2 separate regions of the Homo sapiens genome follow, and region 1 is linked to region 2. The links are chromatin loops, found by intact Hi-C in ENCODE. Cell type or tissue: Calu3. All regions are shown on one strand. Links, peaks and the distances in the headings refer to the core of each region. The heading gives the core; the rest is flanking DNA. Region 1 overlaps CDH19 (cadherin 19). Region 2 holds the start of CDH19 (cadherin 19).

What was found. Peaks named below come from ENCODE experiments on the same cell type or tissue, not always from the same donor. Only the 100,000 strongest peaks of a DNase experiment are listed, where the experiment ranks them.
Region 1: it touches region 2 in a loop (6-fold over the local background); 2 of 110 quality-filtered maps call a loop at or near these places.

Annotation. Positions count from the first base shown.
Region 1 is chr18:66,507,104-66,516,234 of GRCh38, reverse strand. CDH19 (cadherin 19) reads left to right here. Exons shown (of 12, transcript NM_021153.4): 10 at 4,550-4,667; 11 at 6,989-7,240. Among named protein-coding and RNA genes, the nearest start is that of CDH19, 92 kb to the left of the region's middle. In Calu3, for the core only: no CTCF peak of the experiment used is centred there; DNase peaks (open chromatin) are centred at 4,254 and 5,464.
Region 2 is chr18:66,595,277-66,604,407 of GRCh38, reverse strand. CDH19 (cadherin 19) reads left to right here and starts at 318. Exons shown (of 12, transcript NM_021153.4): 1 at 318-454. In Calu3, for the core only: no CTCF peak of the experiment used is centred there; a DNase peak (open chromatin) is centred at 4,997.

The DNA.
Region 1 (9,131 bases), core at 3,032-5,531, 88 kb after region 2:
TGCCTGGAACCATGTGATCCCAAATAAAAGTAATGATCATGTCATTCCCAACTTAGAGCCTGGGAGTGTCCCTCAGTATAAAGTCAAAACTCTTTAATATGTCCACGATGTATCCCCTGCTCACTTCTGCTGTATGATCTTCTAATTTCAGCACAGATACAAGGTTCTCTGACCCCCCAATATTTAAGTATTAAGTACTTTAGGTGTTTATAACTTTTAAAATGTAATTTGGGTATTCTGTACTTCCTCAATACTTTTTAAGTTTGCAATTCTGCTTGATCTTCTTCACCACTAGAATGTGAACAGTGGTGACAGAGACTAACTTTATCCATGATTGTACCACCAGGGCATAGGATTGCTTGGAGTGCTGTAAGTACTAATGAAATACATTTTAAATGGATACATTTAAGATACTAATGAGATATTTTATAGTTTAATATTTTTCCATATACATGCTGATTTTATGTGAATTTTAAAAGTATATTTGGAATATTAACTTTAAAAGGAAAATTAGAAAATACGTATTGAGATAAAAATCTAGGAATGTGTATTTTTCAACTGAATATCAATTTCTACAAGTTAATGGCAAAAACAATTATAATATCTATGACATTTAAATAAATATAATGAAACTTTGTGAAAAATCCTTTTAGAAAACTTAGAGTATCCTCAGTTCTATCCAGGTCTAAAATATTATGCTATAATGACCTTTTGAACATTTTTCTTCTAATATTTTGCTAAACAAAGAAAGACAACAAGCATACTACAACCTAGACTTTCTTGTTGGTTCTACTTCTATTAGTGTATTATTTTGTACTCTGCCTGTTTGAACAGATGTTCAACACCTTTTTTGAGTTTTATAGATTTATTTTGTCAAAACAGGTGTAATTTAAAATCATTTACTCATTAGAGTAATATAAAAAGTGATGGTCTCATACATATGTTTGTATAATAATTTCTTGGCAATGGGAGACAATCTGCATCTTTAGCCTAATACAAGGTATACCTACCTAGAATAACTAAATAAGCAACTCAGATAAGATTTTTAAGAAAATCTTTCCAGATATTCATTTATTACAACTCCAACTTTTTGTTTAACATTTTTCTATTGAGAAGCATTTTTTTATTGTTTATTAAGTGCACTTCAAGGAATTGATGAGTTATATAAATTAATACTCAGTATTTGTATCTTGATTTAGAGTTCATGATTCAATCTATAGTTTATAATCCTATTCAACAATTTATTCATTGACTAATCCTGGAAGTAGGTTTCATTGTGACTTGCCATGAAGGTAAGGAAACAGACACAAATGTATTGCTTGCTCCAAATATTTGTGTACAAGAGTTGCATCTTAAATTAGCTGTCCATCAATTGCATGTTTAATAAGAACCATCTCTTTGGTTTGAAGAATGTGAGTATTGGGCTTATTTTTGGCTCAGGATAATTAATCTGGAATGATATCTTAGTAAACTGGCCCATGTGTGACTTTTTCTTAAAAAAAGACATAGTGCATAATGATTAATAGCAGGCAAATGATTATCTTTATTCTCCTGATTATCTTTAAAGTCAAATAGTGATTATAGTTTCATAAAATAACTAAATTGGAACTTATGAAACTTCCATTAGTAGGTCATCTTTAATCTACAAAATATTAATTTCATACATTTATACCTAATGTATGATATCTTTGCCTTCATTAATTTTCTTGATATTCTTTGCTTGGGATCACACTTTTTTCCTCAATTCATATTTTTATTTGAGTATTAGCTCATTGGCTGTACTCTTACCCTAGAAAATCTTCCCTTTCTCCCATATCAAAACACATTATTTTCTTCTATTTTTAACCATTATTTTTGGTCCTTATTCTACAAAATTATATTACTTATTTCTCTGTCACTAACTTTTATGAGACATATTTTTACTTGCTTTTGGAATTTCATGTCTTTTACGGTATCATTTTGTATGTAAATCTGGTAGGACAAGAACAAGTCTAGGATATGAACAATATGTCCTAGAGGGCTACACTTACTACTCATATTTCACATTGCCTATGACATCAGCTTACATTCTAATTCTGGCCCAGCCAATTTACTTACCTAAGACACTTAGCTTATATGAAGCTTAATATAAACATTTATAACATGGGAACAATAATAGGATTTATTCCAGAGACCATTGTGAAGATTATCTAAGATAATGTATAGAACAGATCCTGGCCCATAGGTAAGTTCTTATTAAATTGTAGTTACTTTTCAATTCTTGGGGCTTACACAATGTATTTCCATTGTAGCTTTCAATGCACTGTATATAGATGATTGAATGTACTGCATCAGAAATAAATTGGCCAACATTCTACGTAGAGAGCAAAAAGAATACTAAAAATCTGAGCTTTCAGAATTGGTCATAATTTGGAGTTATTTTCATTTTCTCTTTTCCCAATCTCTCAAGCCATGGCTGTTCTTGGTATATACTTTTACCTTTTAATTTATCTTTACTCCTTTCATAAATGTATAAGGTCAACGATAGTTCCCAGATAAAGAGATATAAGTAAATAGCAACCAATACAACATATAGAAGTTTTTCTTATAATTTTATTTTAAAATGAAAATGAAAACCTTTCCATTGGTATATTTAAAGGAAAAATAAATATCCTCCATCAAAACTTATTAGCATATTAATGTGGTCCCTTTATTAGTGGTATGTGTTTAAGTGTACCTGTTCAAGGTAACTTCAATAAAATTCATAATACTTGATATATGACTCATTTTATGTCTGTGTCTTCCTATTTTTATAAAGTAATTATGAAAGCCAGTAAAACATATCTTATTGGAAGCCCAACTTACAAAGCAAATATAAGTGGAGACATGATCATTTAAAAGGAGGCAGACTGTTGAAATCTTGCTCATTCAGTTTCCTGTACATATGCATAAGGTATTTTGATTTATTAAAAATCTTTTGACATACATACAGCATATCTCCAGTCTTCTTAAGTCTTCATTCCCAAAGGGAGACATTTGCAACATTTACTCAGATGCTCATGTTTAATACAGAACATCAGGTAGTAAAATAAAATATTCCTTATCTGAACACTGTAGCCACATATGCCAGCAAGATAAACATGAATTCTATACTTTGTTATCAATCTTATTTCAGCAAATGTGCATATAAAGATATCCATATGCCTATGACTAACAATATTCAGGACACCATGATATGCAAAAACTCAACAAGAGAATATTTTCATGAGGAACACATAATAGACATAGGAACACATAATAGTTTGTCGTGTGACAAACCCTCTGACAAGCCAAGACCTATAATCCTGAAAATGAACCCTGAAGGTTAAGTATTAGTATTTTTATTTTTCAAGGTTAAAAACTTCTAAATGGCAAAGCCAGGATTCAGAATATTGGGTTTCCAAGCCCCTGCCCTCTACCCAGCCTATACAAAATCCTGTAATATTCTAAAATGAAGGCTTTACCTTAACATAAATCAATATCCACATGTATAATTATAAGCATGGATTGAATAAAATGTGTTTTGTTAAATTACTTAATTAACACTAAATGAATATTATTTATTAGTAATGTGTAATGAGTTAAAAATAAATCAATGTGGAGAAGTAATATACAGATCGTATTGGTTTCCTAATGTTCTTTATGCCTGTGAAGATGTATCTATTTTTTTGAAGTATAATATAAATCTGGGCTTGTCATCTTGCATCTGAGGCTATTTTTGTTTGACATATTGTTAAAGGCACTTTAATTGTAGAAAATTCGAAACAATAACTTCTATAATCAATTTACTTTAATTTCCACAATTAATCACAATCTCACTATGTGATCTTGACAGCATATCTTTTTCGACAATAATGAACTACTTGACTGACAGATTCATGTCTTGAAAGAAGAAAATTAATTGAAAATGGATTTGTTCATGTCTGCAGTACTTCATTGTTTTATGATCTGAGATATAGAGATGAACTTATTTGATGTAAAACACTTTCCTATAATCATTATGGGTCAAAGGAAATCATGTACATTGCCCCTACATTTTAAATGCATTATTTCCTCAATCAATTGCAAATCTCATTACTTCAGCAAATAGTTTAGTAAGCCAGTAACTCTACCACAGTTTTGCTCTCAGTAAAAACAGGAAATAGACAACTTTAGCAAATCATAATGTCTGACATTCAGATAAAGAAAAAGTTAAGAAGGAAGAAAGAGTGAAATGTAGGCAGGGAGGATGTGAGTAATACAAAAGCAATGCTTTGGAGACTTTCAACAAACAGCTTTTGGAATCCACCTGATCCATCAACAAGAGTTTGTTTATTATGTAATATTACAACACTCTTTGAAAAAAGGAAGTGAACATATTTTTAACCTGAGAAAAAACATTTTAATATTCTCCACTGATTTGACAGTTATTTTCTGCAATGTCCCTATTGATTGTAATAAAGCAATGTGAATAAAAGCTAATAATAATAGCAGCAGTGATCTTCTTCCTGAATCCAAACAACAACAAAAATCTATCCCCCTTTTTTTTTAGGTAATTCAGACTATCAGTGCAGTGGATAGAGATGAATCCATAGAAGAGCACCATTTTTACTTTAATCTATCTGTAGAAGACACTAACAATTCAAGTTTTACAATCATAGATAATCAAGGTAATGTCATTCACTCATAATGAGTTTTGATACATTTTTGTGACTCATGTTAGACTTTAATGGAATTTATGGCATGGATTTTTATACTGTTCTTGCAACATAATAATGTTTGGAAATCAAGCAAAAGAGTAACAATTAAAATGGAAAACAAAACTCAATGTTAAGTTCTAAAAATATTGACTCCATTTCTCACCGCATTTCTTCAAAGTAGAAACACTTTTTAAAGTTATCAATGGCTGTAAGCTCTTGTAAAGTCTGAATGACCCTGCGAATATAATTGCAGTTCTGACACCACAGCTCCTTTCATGTTCTCATCTAACTCAGACTTCAATCTATGACTGAGGAAGAAAATGATATTTATTTTAGTTAGTCATATTAGCTTGATTGATTCAAAAATATTTAGGGTCATCAATTAGGAGCTTAGAATATGTGAAATTGGGTTAATATAGTTCTTATTCCTTCAAAACTAAATAATTTGTATCAATCTAAGGATTAAGTGTTCCAAAGAACTTTTTGTAGGGGCAGAATTTATTTTTCCTTTCTGTAGAGGTGGATTAACTTTATACAAAGCCACGCTGCTTCTTTTTCATGAGCTTCAGTAAGAGATACTTTTTGTCATAATAAGAACTTCTGTTTTAATTTTTTCATACCTCAAAGTTATGAAACACAGTTGATTTATTACTCAAGTATCTGTAACCAAATACTTGCAGTTCTCCTTACAGCTGAGGTTAAGCTTTGTTCAGAAGAGGCCTTTCATACGAGAGTAAATGCAACACCTTTCTGTCTGTTTTGCCCTCGTCAAATTCCCCCGGGGAGGAAACTCAAATATGTTTCAGACAAAAACCACAAATATCTCTTTCAAGCTCTTTGACAAATCTCCAGACTCCTTTCCACAAAATTTAGCCATGTAACAAACTCTTAGATTCAGGGGGTACATGTATTATTATTATTATTATTATTATTATTATTATTATTATTATTATTTGTTGCAGACTTCAACGTTATTTTATTTATTTATTTTTTATTATTATACTCTAAGTTAAAAATTATATTTTAAAATACATATATTAATATAAATGAATCTAAGCTGGAGTTTTTAAATGTATATATTTAAATACATTGATATTTGTATATATAGATTAATTTATATTAATATAAAATAAATTACTGAGGTGAAATAAATACATTGAAGCATACAAAATTGATTTGGTTTAATGCTTGTGGTCACAAGTAATTTAATAAAACGCATATTTAAAAAGTGTCAACTGTCTCTCAACTCTTAGATCTGCCTAGCGAATAAAATCACATGGGCTTTATAGACCTTAAGGGTTTCATAGTGAATTGTCTTTAAAAAGGTGATTTGGGAAATGTCCTACTTAAGCATGCATTTCAAAAGGCTTTTATTTTCCTTTTACTGCTATTGTCTTCTAAAATTTGGTGACTATAGAAAATATTTTGAGGGATGGTAAAAAAGAAGTAAAGGGAAAATACAGTTCTGAGGTACAAGAAATTACAATGACAAAAGTTATTCATAATATTTTGGGATTCACAGAAGAGTCATTGCATATTTGTTGAAGTGCTTATTGTTTGTTTTCATGAATTTTTTTGAATGGACTCTCTAGGTAAATGAATCAGTCTAAGTGTAATGATTTTCAGAATTTTAAATACAAAATAGATTAATAACAGCAATGTGATATGAAATATACTAATAGGATCTTGTCTACCAAGTGAAATTATTTTGTCTAATTAGAAAATATAGTATTTGAGATCATGTGCTTTGATATATATCTTTGAAAGTCTTGTATATTCCCTGGATTTGTACAAATAATGGGTCACAAGTATTAGAAAATAGACCGTGTCATATGTAATTAACACAAATAAAGCCAGCTCAATCAGCTTATATTTCATATTGGTAGTCCCTATAAATTATTGATATCTGATTAAAAAGCCATTTTCTGTGTTACACGTATGTTTTATATATGTGTCAAAGACATTTTGGAACCAATTTAATTAATTCAATAATAATATAAATACTTTAACTAAATAAGTAGTATCAACTCAATATTTAATAATATTAAATAGTAATTTTACTACATAATTTAAATAATTCATCTGATTACATAATTAGGGTTTAGGTAATGTCAAAACACTAATAATTTAGTGTGGATGTTTTAGTTGTCTTCTCGTCAGAAATTTCGTCTTCCTTTTATTTGAACTTACTTGATCATATCTCTATACTATTGTCCCTAGCACATGTGACTATTACATACAAATTTCTCTTACGTAGTTGAAAAAATTATGCACATGGATTTTTGTTTTAGATAACACAGCTGTCATTTTGACTAATAGAACTGGTTTTAACCTTCAAGAAGAACCTGTCTTCTACATCTCCATCTTAATTGCCGACAATGGAATCCCGTCACTTACAAGTACAAACACCCTTACCATCCATGTCTGTGACTGTGGTGACAGTGGGAGCACACAGACCTGCCAGTACCAGGAGCTTGTGCTTTCCATGGGATTCAAGACAGAAGTCATCATTGCTATTCTCATTTGCATTATGATCATATTTGGTAGGTAGAAGTCATCATTGCTATTCTCATTTGCATTATGATCATATTTGGTAGGTGGTGCTGAACTGAACATATACTCATTTATTTAAAATAACATGATAAATACATAGTTAATTCTATTATAGCATTATAATGTGGGTCTGTGTGTACGTTTATTGCTCCTCTGAATGTAGTATAATTCTTAAATCAAGTGGAGTAAATAAGTGGATAAAAACATGATCTTTGAATTGTATGAGTATGTATGTACACATCTGTTTATGCATGTTCTTGACACATATACAATGTAACAGTATAAAACATGTAAAAATTAGTGATAATAATGGCGAGCTTCTCTCGAGTGCTTATTATACTCCAGGAGACAATCTTCAGTGTTTTATATGCACTATGCAATCCAAACCTCACAATAACCTTATTAAGTAGTAACTAATATCACCTACATTTTCCAGATGAAGGAATAGAAACTCAAAAAGCTTTGTGCTTTATGAAGGGTCACACAGCTAGAAAATGATGTGCTAAGATTCCATGACCACAACACATTGTTATACAACACTGTACTGCAACTGACTAGAGCCCAAGGTGCATTTAAAAAAAAAAACAGCGCAGTAAAATCTACTCTCTTAGCAATTTTCGAGTATAAAATACCTTATTATTAACTATAGTTACCATGTGGTAAAATAGATCTCTTGAATTTATTCCTAATGTCTAACTGAAACTTTGTGTCTTTTGACCAATGTCTCTTCATTCTCTCACCTGCTATCCTGCTACTACCATTCTACTCTCTACTTATGTGAGTTACTTATTTACTTGTTTTAGATTTGTCAAAGTGAGATCATGCAGTGTTTGTCTTTCTGTGGCTGGCTTCTTTCATTTAGTATAATGTTATCTAGTTTTATCTATGTTGTGGCAAGTGACAGAACTTCTTTCTTATTTAAAGCTAAATAGCATTCGTTCTGTCTGTATACCACATTTTCCTTATCCATTAATTCACTGATGGAAACTTAGCTTCCATCAATTCCATATCTTGGCTATCATGAATAATGCTGTAATGAACATGGAAGTGTGGCTATCTCTTCAACATACCACTTTTATTTATAAGTATTTAAGGTGATGAATATATTAATTAAATTGATTTAATCATTCCACAATGTATACATATATCAGACATCACATTGCATACCATAAATGTATATGTTTTTGTCAATTAAAACTAAAAATAATCCAAAAGTCTTTTGTGAATAAAAAGGACAGTAAATGTTAGAAATGAGGAATGTATAAGAGAACGTCTTTTTTAAATCCAAGTACAGAAGAGAAAGAAATCCCAGTAAAAGAGCGCTATTAGTTTTTGTTTGCTTGTTTTTTTCTATTGCTATCACTGTTTTTATAAGCAGATAATTTATATTCATTTCACAAATGAGGCAGCTGAACACCAAAAGGTCTTAATCAGGCTTTCAGGACTATAAAATATTCATCTAGCATAACCTTTTCCTTTTTTTAATGCCAAAATATATAGTCTAAACTCTGCTCTTGCCTCCCTCAAAACTTCAAACCAAAAGCCAATGAAACTACATTGAAGAGTGAGAGCAAATGTATTAGTTTCTGAAATGTCAAACTGACCACTCAAACTGGCATGAGATATGTTTCAGGACCTGCCTTGTCTTCACTTAACTTATCTTTCTCAAGGTTTCAAAACCAATCCATTCCTCATTTACACCTACCATTACAATTGTTTAGGACCTAGCTTCAGTTTTTAAAATTATTTTTAATGATCTTTGATTATGAAGCTGAATTCATAGCTACATAGCTAGATCCAGAAGCAAAGATAAATAGTAAAAGCATAATTTTGGGGGACTAAAATACTGAGCTACCTATAGATACAGACTTAAACCAAGCC
Region 2 (9,131 bases), core at 3,563-6,062:
CGTCCGCTCTACTTGCAAAATTCTTGTATGTAAGTTGAATTCTCCCTTTATCAACTCAGGCCAATAAGTACTTTATTTTGTTTTTGCTTGTTGTTAGGGGAAAAAAAAAAAAAACAAAGATAATCAGCTCATACTACTTGCGTAGCTGTCTGCATTTTAATTCCAGACTATGAACGAGCGTCAGAGTGCCCTTATGATATTTTGCACAAAAGGCTCAGTGTTTATGACTCTACTCAGAGAACCCAAAATAGCATTGAGTAAGCAGTGACATACTGACAGTGTTGTGGTACTAAAAGCACAAGCGTCTGTAACTCTGGGCAATGGGGCACATCGAGAGTTTGCTGAGAAGACTGTGAAGCAAAAAGAAGAAAGTTTTTCCTACTCTTCCTTATGTGTCCAACACGAAGTTTGCTGTTCAGTTTTCACAGAACTTCTAGAAGTTGAAGTTACAAAGGTAAGACTGTGATAATCAGGCATATTATAAACTACATGCATCATCTTTAATGAGTCAATAGGTCAAAAAGTACATGACAAAATGTTGCTAGGAAAATATTCTAAAAATATTAAGGAAAATATTTACATAGGAAATAAGGAAAATATTCTAAAAATTTTAAAACCATGATGTGTACTTGTACTGAACTTTCTCAAAACACGTATTTGTGAGAACAGTTCTCCATCTCTGTAATACAGATTGTTGGTGTTGGGGGGAAGTTACACCTATGTTAGGATATTTAAAACTTCTCAAGTTTCTTAGAATAAATGAATCAACCTTTCTTTGCATGTCTTTCTTTGCACTTTTTTCTTTGTTCAGGGTTTTATTTTTTATTTATCATGTATTTACCATGTATATCAGGTAATATGAACAATAGAGTTGTCATCATTAAGTATATGAGAAAAAATATATACAGAATAAATATGAAAAATTTTAAGTATATTATAATTCCAAAAAAATTAAAATATTAGCATTGCTATGAATAAAAACACATATATGCCTAAAATTGTACAGGCATATTAATTTACCTATATGTATTATAACATTTATACATAACACAAAAGGTAATTTCTCAAATATGAAAGTATAAATTAAGAAAAGTATAAATTAGGAAAATGCATACTGTAAAAGACATTTTATATTGTTTCAATTCTAATTTGGTACATGCAATTTTAATTGAATAACTAATTATAATAAAATATTTCAAAATAAGTTTACCAAAGGGATTTAATAAATCTATTAAATATAAAAACATAAAATATTTAGCAACAAAAAATACCTAAATAGAGTGGCAAAGGTTTTCTTTAGATTATGTCAATTTATATTTTAGCTCTATTAATTCATTTGTTGAATTAATATATCTGTAAGAAAGACATTATTTAGATAAAATATTTGAAAATTTAGTAATATATATTTATGTTTTAGATGTAGTTACAATATTAAGTAAAATTATATGCATTAATATATTCTTTTTTCAAATTCTTAATATTGTAATTATCAGCAGTATGCCTACTTACTATAATTTTTGATTTCAAAGAATTTAAATTTCAATGTAATGTGAACATTTATATTGACCAAATAAAATAACTAACAATTTATTTTTAAAAGGAATAAGCATTTCATTATTGTCTGCAATTATTCAAAATTTTTAAACAATCAATTTATGTCATTTAGAAACCACCAGATCTCCTTTCCTTTACATATGTTTTCCACTTTACCAAGCCTTTATAACAGTGAACGAAATGCTCATATCATTATATAAATATCTGATTTTTACAGTCTTACACATTAGTAAATTCTTTACTTAGGCTCCAGTGAAATATTTATAATTTTAGGCACACACAGACACATCTGCATATATCGAAAAGCATATGTCTTCTACTTATATTTTTTGTTTTGTTTTGTTTTTCACTTAGGAATGTTTGTAAGGTACATTTCCTCAAGAAACATAAAAAAATTTTTGATTAAATTATCATAAATTGAAGATGCTTTAAAATGATGTGCACAGATGCCTCCTATGCATTATTAAGAAACCAGATCCATCTTTCAGGAATTTCTCCTAATACAGCTACATATAATCTGATACATATCATCTATAACTAAATATCAACTGATCATTTTTGCCACTCATGATCTTAGCATGTACTCTTAAATATATGTTATGTTTAAAACATTACATAGCAGTATTCAGCATGTTAGTGAGTAGTAATGCATTAGGAATAAATGTGTTAAACTGTTTAAAAGGAGATATTGATCTTTCTATATACCTTCTTTACATGAGAATTTATTGCTCCTAACCAAGTGTTTGAGAACCATGCTGGTGAATAAGAAAAATTTGTTGTCACGACGATTTCCTTTAACATCGATGATCTTCTATCACCTGTATCTTTGCTTTGGTGAAACAGATTGAAGTTGAAACACAACTAAGTATGGAACGTAATAATAATCCCACAGGAATCCTTTCTATCAATGGTGAAGACAGCCCCTGATTGACAAAATGAGTGTCTTTGCAAAAGTGACTAGAAAGATGTTTGCCACTTTAAAATCAAATCAAAACAAAACAAGATAAACTGTACCCTTACAGCGTTTTTTTTTACCCACTCTCACCACCTTTCAATTGAGAGAACACAGCTAAATGCTCTAAAGCCTGTCAAAATGTGTAACAGATCAATTTCCTTTTCAAATGATGCCTGCCCTCTTGAATATGCTGATATGATTCGTTAAGAGAATGCTTGTCTGAATTTAAAACATACTCTAGAATACATACCTTTGTCAAAATGTGTCACATTAATTACTCAATAATTATATTCAGAATCATCCAAGTATGTCTTAAGATTAAAGCAAAACATCATTTTTAAAAATCCTGCCTTGGCACAACACGTGAAATTTGAAATGTTATTTTAGGACAGTGGTTTCTCAACATACCAGAGCAGTAGATCCAGTTTAGCTGTTTTTTAATTCTAAGAAGTTTCATGATAAATGAAATTTGCAAATTTGCAAGATACTGTATTAAAGTGGGGATAATTTTGGCACATCAGTCATGTCTTAAAATAACCTAGGCAGTTTTATCTGTGTGCAAAATTTAGAAATGTCATTCCTGTGGAAATGAGCAAATCATAAATACATCACAGAAAAGAAGTCGCTATTTTTTTGACTTTAAGTTGTTTTATAGTTAAATTGTGTCAGAGAGTTTGCCATCTATTTTATTCCTAAAAAGGCCTGGTGGAGAATATATGACTTTCCTTGATGTAGAGATAATACTACTAAACATAAAGATAAACATAAAATGTAACTAGAATAATAATAAAGGCAAAGAGAAAAGGTATAGATGCATCTCTGAATTTTCAAGAGAGTAGTGTCATTTGTCACTAAGCAAATACTTCTTGACAGTGCTTGAAATTGCTCTTGAACTGGTAAAGCAAAATGTAACTCTTCCCCCATAGTATTTGATGAGAAATAAATGGGCTATAATGTCACTCGTCAGGTGGATATAATTCCCCTTCTTCTAAATAACACTTTTCTTTGGGAGACTATGTAAGACATTGGTTTATTTTTGATTATTTTCTCTCTTTTATCGAATGCTTATAGAATAACCCAACCCTGTAGGCATATGAGGATTTGACTCCAAATTTATTGGTTAATAATAAATAAGCGTATTGATGTTTTCACACACATATGTGTACCTGGCTACACATTTCTCTATTAACAGATAATTTTGAATGCATGTGTATACTCCTTTGATAATTTCAAGACCATGTGAATTATTTATAAAACTTTCATGTCATTTTATACAATATGGATTTAATAAAACCACTTACATGAAATTTAATTTAAAGTATTTTTAAAGATACAAAGCGATGTTGTCATTTTGTGTACGTGTGTGTGTATTGCATTTTTAAACCAGTGTTTAAAACATACAATTCTTAACTCACAAATATGATTTTTATGAGATTATAATCATGTCATTGAGATTTTTTTGTGCATAAAAAAGGAAAAAGCAATAGACTTTTAAGAGAGTGAGTTAAATATTAAAAATCTCAGCAAGACATTACTTAACTGACCCTTAAATATTATGAAACAAAACATTAGAACTTTAGGGTTGCCAGATTTTTAAAAAATAAAGTAAGGAATTATTTTATATAAAACATCATCCCTTTCAACAGCATATTCTAGCTGTCTGTATACTTATTGACAATTTGGTGCAGGTTCAGAGTCCACATAATTTAAAATTTTAGGAATAAAGTCACATTTATTTATTCAATAATCCCAGTCACGCATTTAGATTATACTAAATGCTGTTACATTTAAGTACTAAAAGAAAGTATGTTTATTCTATCTGGCACAAATTTCAAAGGATTTACATACTTAAGATATCCTATCTATCTTTATTTTTAAATCCAGCTTGTAACATGAATTAACTATATTCACGACTGTTTCATAAACGTTCATGACTGTTTTCCTTCCTTAAGTTGATACATATTTTTAACCCATTACATACAACCCTTGGACGTATACTTTACTGTCTTCTGTGTTTAAAAAACTCAAAACACTTCTGTTTTGTTTTATACCATACACATTTTTGTTTATAATTAAGGTGATATTCTTGAATTTCTCATTTTGGGAATTAAAAAGTAGAAATTTATTTATCCTATATTCATGCCATTAATGTTAAAACAATTTATTAATCTGTTTATAGGATGTTTTCAATATTTATTTTTTATTGAAAATTGACAATTTATAATTGAATAAATTTATGAGACATAAACTGATGTTAGAATTCATGAAAACAATGTGGAATGATTAAATCAGGCTAGTTAATATATCCATCACCTCAAATATTTAACATTTTTTGTGGTGAGAACATTTAAACTTTGCTCTCTTAGGAATTTTGAAATGTAGAATACTCTACTATTAACTGTATTCGCCACACTGTCTAATAGAACCCCTTCTGAAACGTGAAACATACTCCTCCTGTCTGAGATTTGACCTTCATTTCCTCATCTGCCCCACCCCACCAGCCTCTGTAAATACCAGTCTACTTTATGCCTCTATGAGTTCCATTGTTTTAGATTCCACATAAAGATGACAAAATGTGATATTTCTCTTTCCGTGCTGGCTGAATATTACTTAGTCATTCTTCATACACAGCTCATAGCAGACAATTAAAAAAAATCCCCAAAATATGCAATAATAGCATTAAACATTGTGCTAACCTAGTCCATCTGGCACCACGTTTTATGTTGACAATACCTTTTCATGATTAAATACTCTGAATAAACTCAACAAAATAAAGTTTTACAAATATGAATTTAAGTTAATATGCAGAAAATATAAAAAATAAATATAAAACAAGTGATACAATTTTTTACATTATATCCTTTATGAAAGAGGCTAAACATTCAATTTTATATTATACAATTTGAAACTAAAATAATTCTTATCTTGAGATTGAATTCCAAAATATTTTGTATCAAAATAATAATATATTCTTATTTACCTTTTATAGCATGTCTTTGAAGTGTACTTTCCATTTTAGTATTCTATATTTTATTATAGCTTCAATTAAATTTTTACTTTCTAACTCTGAGTTTCAGGGGGTACATGTGCTAGCTTGTTACATGTGTAAATTGCATGTTGCTGCGGTTTAGTGTACAAATTATATCATCACCCAGGTAGTGATAATACTACCTGACAGATAGTTTTTTGATTCTCGCCCTCTCCTCACCCCACCCTGAAGTAGGTTAGGCCCCAGTGTCTATTACTGTGCTGTCCATGTGTACTCAATGTTAAGTTTTCCACTTATAAGTGAGAACATGCAGTATTTGATTTTCTGTTCTTGCATTAGTTTGCTTGAGATAATGGCCTCCAGTTCCATCCTATTGGGGCAAAGGACATGATCTCATTTTTATGGCTGTATAGTATTCCATTGTGTAAATGTGTCAGATTTCCTTATTATGTCCATTGTTGATGAGCATCCAGGTTGATTCCATGTCTTTCCTATTGTGAAAAGTGCTGTGATGAACATATTTGTGCATATATCTTTATGGTAGAACTATATATTCCTTCAAATATATAGTTAATAATCCACTACTAGGATTGCTGAGTTGAATGGTAGTGATATAATCCACTACTAGGGTTGCCGAGTTGAGTGGTAGTTCTAAGATCTTTGAGATATCTCCAAACTGCTTTTCATAGTGGCTGAACTAATTTACATTCACATCAGCAGTGTGTAAGAATTCCCTTTTCTATGCAAATTTGCCAGCATCTGTTATATTCTGACATAGTAATAGCCATTCTGACTGGCGTGAGATGGTATATCATTGTGACCTTGATTTGCATTTCTCTAATGATTAGTGATATTTGGAATATTTTTTTTTATACTGTAAGTTCTAGGGTACATGTGCACCACGTGCAGATTTGTTACATATGTATACATGTGCCATGTTGGTGTGCTGCACCCATTAACTCGTCATTTACATTAGGTATATCTCCTAATGCTATCCTTCCCCCTTCCTCCCACCCCATGACAGGCCCAGGTGTGTGATGTTCCCCTTCTTGTGTCCAGGTGTTCTCATTTTTTAATAGGCTTGTTGGCTGTGTGCATGTCTTCTTTTGAGAAGCCTCTGTTCATATCTTTTGCCCATGTTTAAATGGGGTTGTTTGTTTTTTGCTTGCTGATTTGTTTAAGTACCTTATAGATTCTGGATTTGTCGGATGAATAGTTTGCAAATATTTTCTCTGATTCTGTGTGTTGTCTGTTTGCTCCGTTGATACTTTCTTTTGCTGTGCAGAAGCTCTTTAGTTTGATTAGGTCCCACATGTCAATTTTAATTTTTGTTCCAATCACTTTTGGAGTCTGTTATGGAATCTTTGCCAGGGCCTATGTCCAGAATAGTATTTCCTAGGTTTTCTCCTAGGGTGTTTATAGTTGTAGGATTTACATTTAAGTATTTAATCTGTACTGATTTTTTTATATGGTGGAAGGAAGGGGTCCAGTTTAAATCTTCTGAATATGCCTAGCCAGTTATCCCAGCACCACTTATTTAAAAGGAGTCCTTTCCCCATTGCTTATTATGGATGGCTTCATCGAAGATCAGATGGTTGTGGATATGCAGCCTCTAGGTTCTCTAACCAGTTCTGTTGGTCTATGAGTCTGTTTTTGTACCAGTACCATACTGTTTTAATTACTGTAGCCTTGTAGTACACTTTTAAGTCAGGTAGTGTGGTTCTTCCAGCTTTTTTTTTTTTTTTTTAACTTAAGATTGCTTTGGCTCTTTGGGCTCTTTTGTGGTTTCCTGTGAACATTAGTATGATTTTTTTTTTTTTTTTTTTTTGAGATGGAGTCTCGCTCTGTCGCCCAGGCTGGAGTGCAGTGGCGGGATCTCGGCTCACTGCAAGCTCCGCCTCCCGGGTTAACGCCATTCTCCTGCCTCAGCCTCCCAAGTAGCTGGGACTACAGGCGCCCGCCACTACGCCCGGCTAATTTTTTGTATTTTTAGTAGAGACGGGGTTTCACCGTTTTAGCCGGGATGGTCTCGATCTCCTGACCTCGTGATCCGCCCGCCTCGGCCTCCCAAAGTGCTGGGACTACAGGCGTGAGCCACCGCGCCCGGCCTAGTATGATTTTTTTTAATTTTGTGATGAATGTCTTTGGTAGTTTGATAAAAATAGCATTGAAACTGTAAATTCCTTGAGGATTATGGTCATTTTAACAATATTGATTAATCCTATCCATGAGCATGGAATGTTTTTTCATTTATTTGTGTCCTCTTTGATTTTCAGTAACTTTTGTAACTCTCATTATAGAGAAATTACACCTCCCTGACTAGCTGTGTTCCTAGGTATTTTATTCTATTTGTGGCTATTTGAGTGGGATTGTGGTCTTGATTTGGCTCTCAGCATGGACGTTCTCAGTATATAGAAATGTTACTGATTTTTGTACCTTGATATTGTATCCCAAAACTTTGTTGAAATTTTAATGAGATCTAGGAACCTCTGGGCAGACTTTTCTAGGTATAGAATCATATTATCTGTGAAGAGAGATATTTTGACATTATCTCTTCCTATATGTTTGCCTTTTAATTCTGTATCTTGACTTATTTCTCTGGTTAGGACTTCCACAGCTATATTAAATAGGAGTGGTGAGAGTCAGCATCCTTGTCTTGTTCCAGTTCTCAAGGGAAATGTTTCCAGCGCTTGCCCATTCAGTATCATGTTTGCTGTGAATTTGTCATAGATGGCTCTTATTATATTTCAGGTATGTCCCTTTTATGCCTTTTTTTCAGGGTTTTTAATATGAAGAGATATTAAATGTTATCAGAAGCTTTTCTGTGTGTATGGACATGATCATGTGATTTTTGTTTCTAGTTCTGCTTATGTTATGAATCACATTTATTTATTTACATATGTTAAACTAATCTTGCATCCCAGGAAACAAGGTAATCTTATCATGATGGATTGAATTTGATATGTTGCTGTATTTGGTTTGTTAGTATTTTGTTGAGGACTTTTGAATCTATGTTCACCAGGATATTGGCCTGAAGTTTTCTTCTGCTATTGAGTCTCTGACAGATTTTGGTATTAGAATGATGCCGGCCTTATAGAACGAGTTAGAAAGGAGTCCATCCTCCTCAAATTTTTGAAATAGTTTCAGTAAAATTGATACCCCGTCTTCTTTATAGTATCTGGTATAATTTGGCTGTGAATTCGTCTAGTCCAAGGCTTTTCCTTTTGGGTAGGTTTTTTATTACTGATTCAATTTTGGAACTCACTATTAATCTCTTTCAGTTTCTTCCTGATTCAGTCTTGGGTGGTTGTATGTTTCCAGGAATTTATCAATGTCTTCTAGGTTTTCTACTATGTGTGCATAGAGTCTCTCAGGTTTTTTTTTTTTTTTTTTTTTTCTGTGGGGCCGGTGGTAATGTCCCCTTGGACATTTCCAGTTGTGTTTATTTGGATCCTTTTTTTTTTCTTTATTAGTCTTCTAGTACTATACTAATCTTATTTATTCTTTCAAAGAACAACTTTGGTTTTGTTGATGTTATGTGTGTTTTTCATGTCTCCATTTCTTTCAGCTCAGCTAGCTATTTTTTATGTTAACTCTGGGTTGGTTTGCTCTTGTTTTTGTATTTCCTCTAGG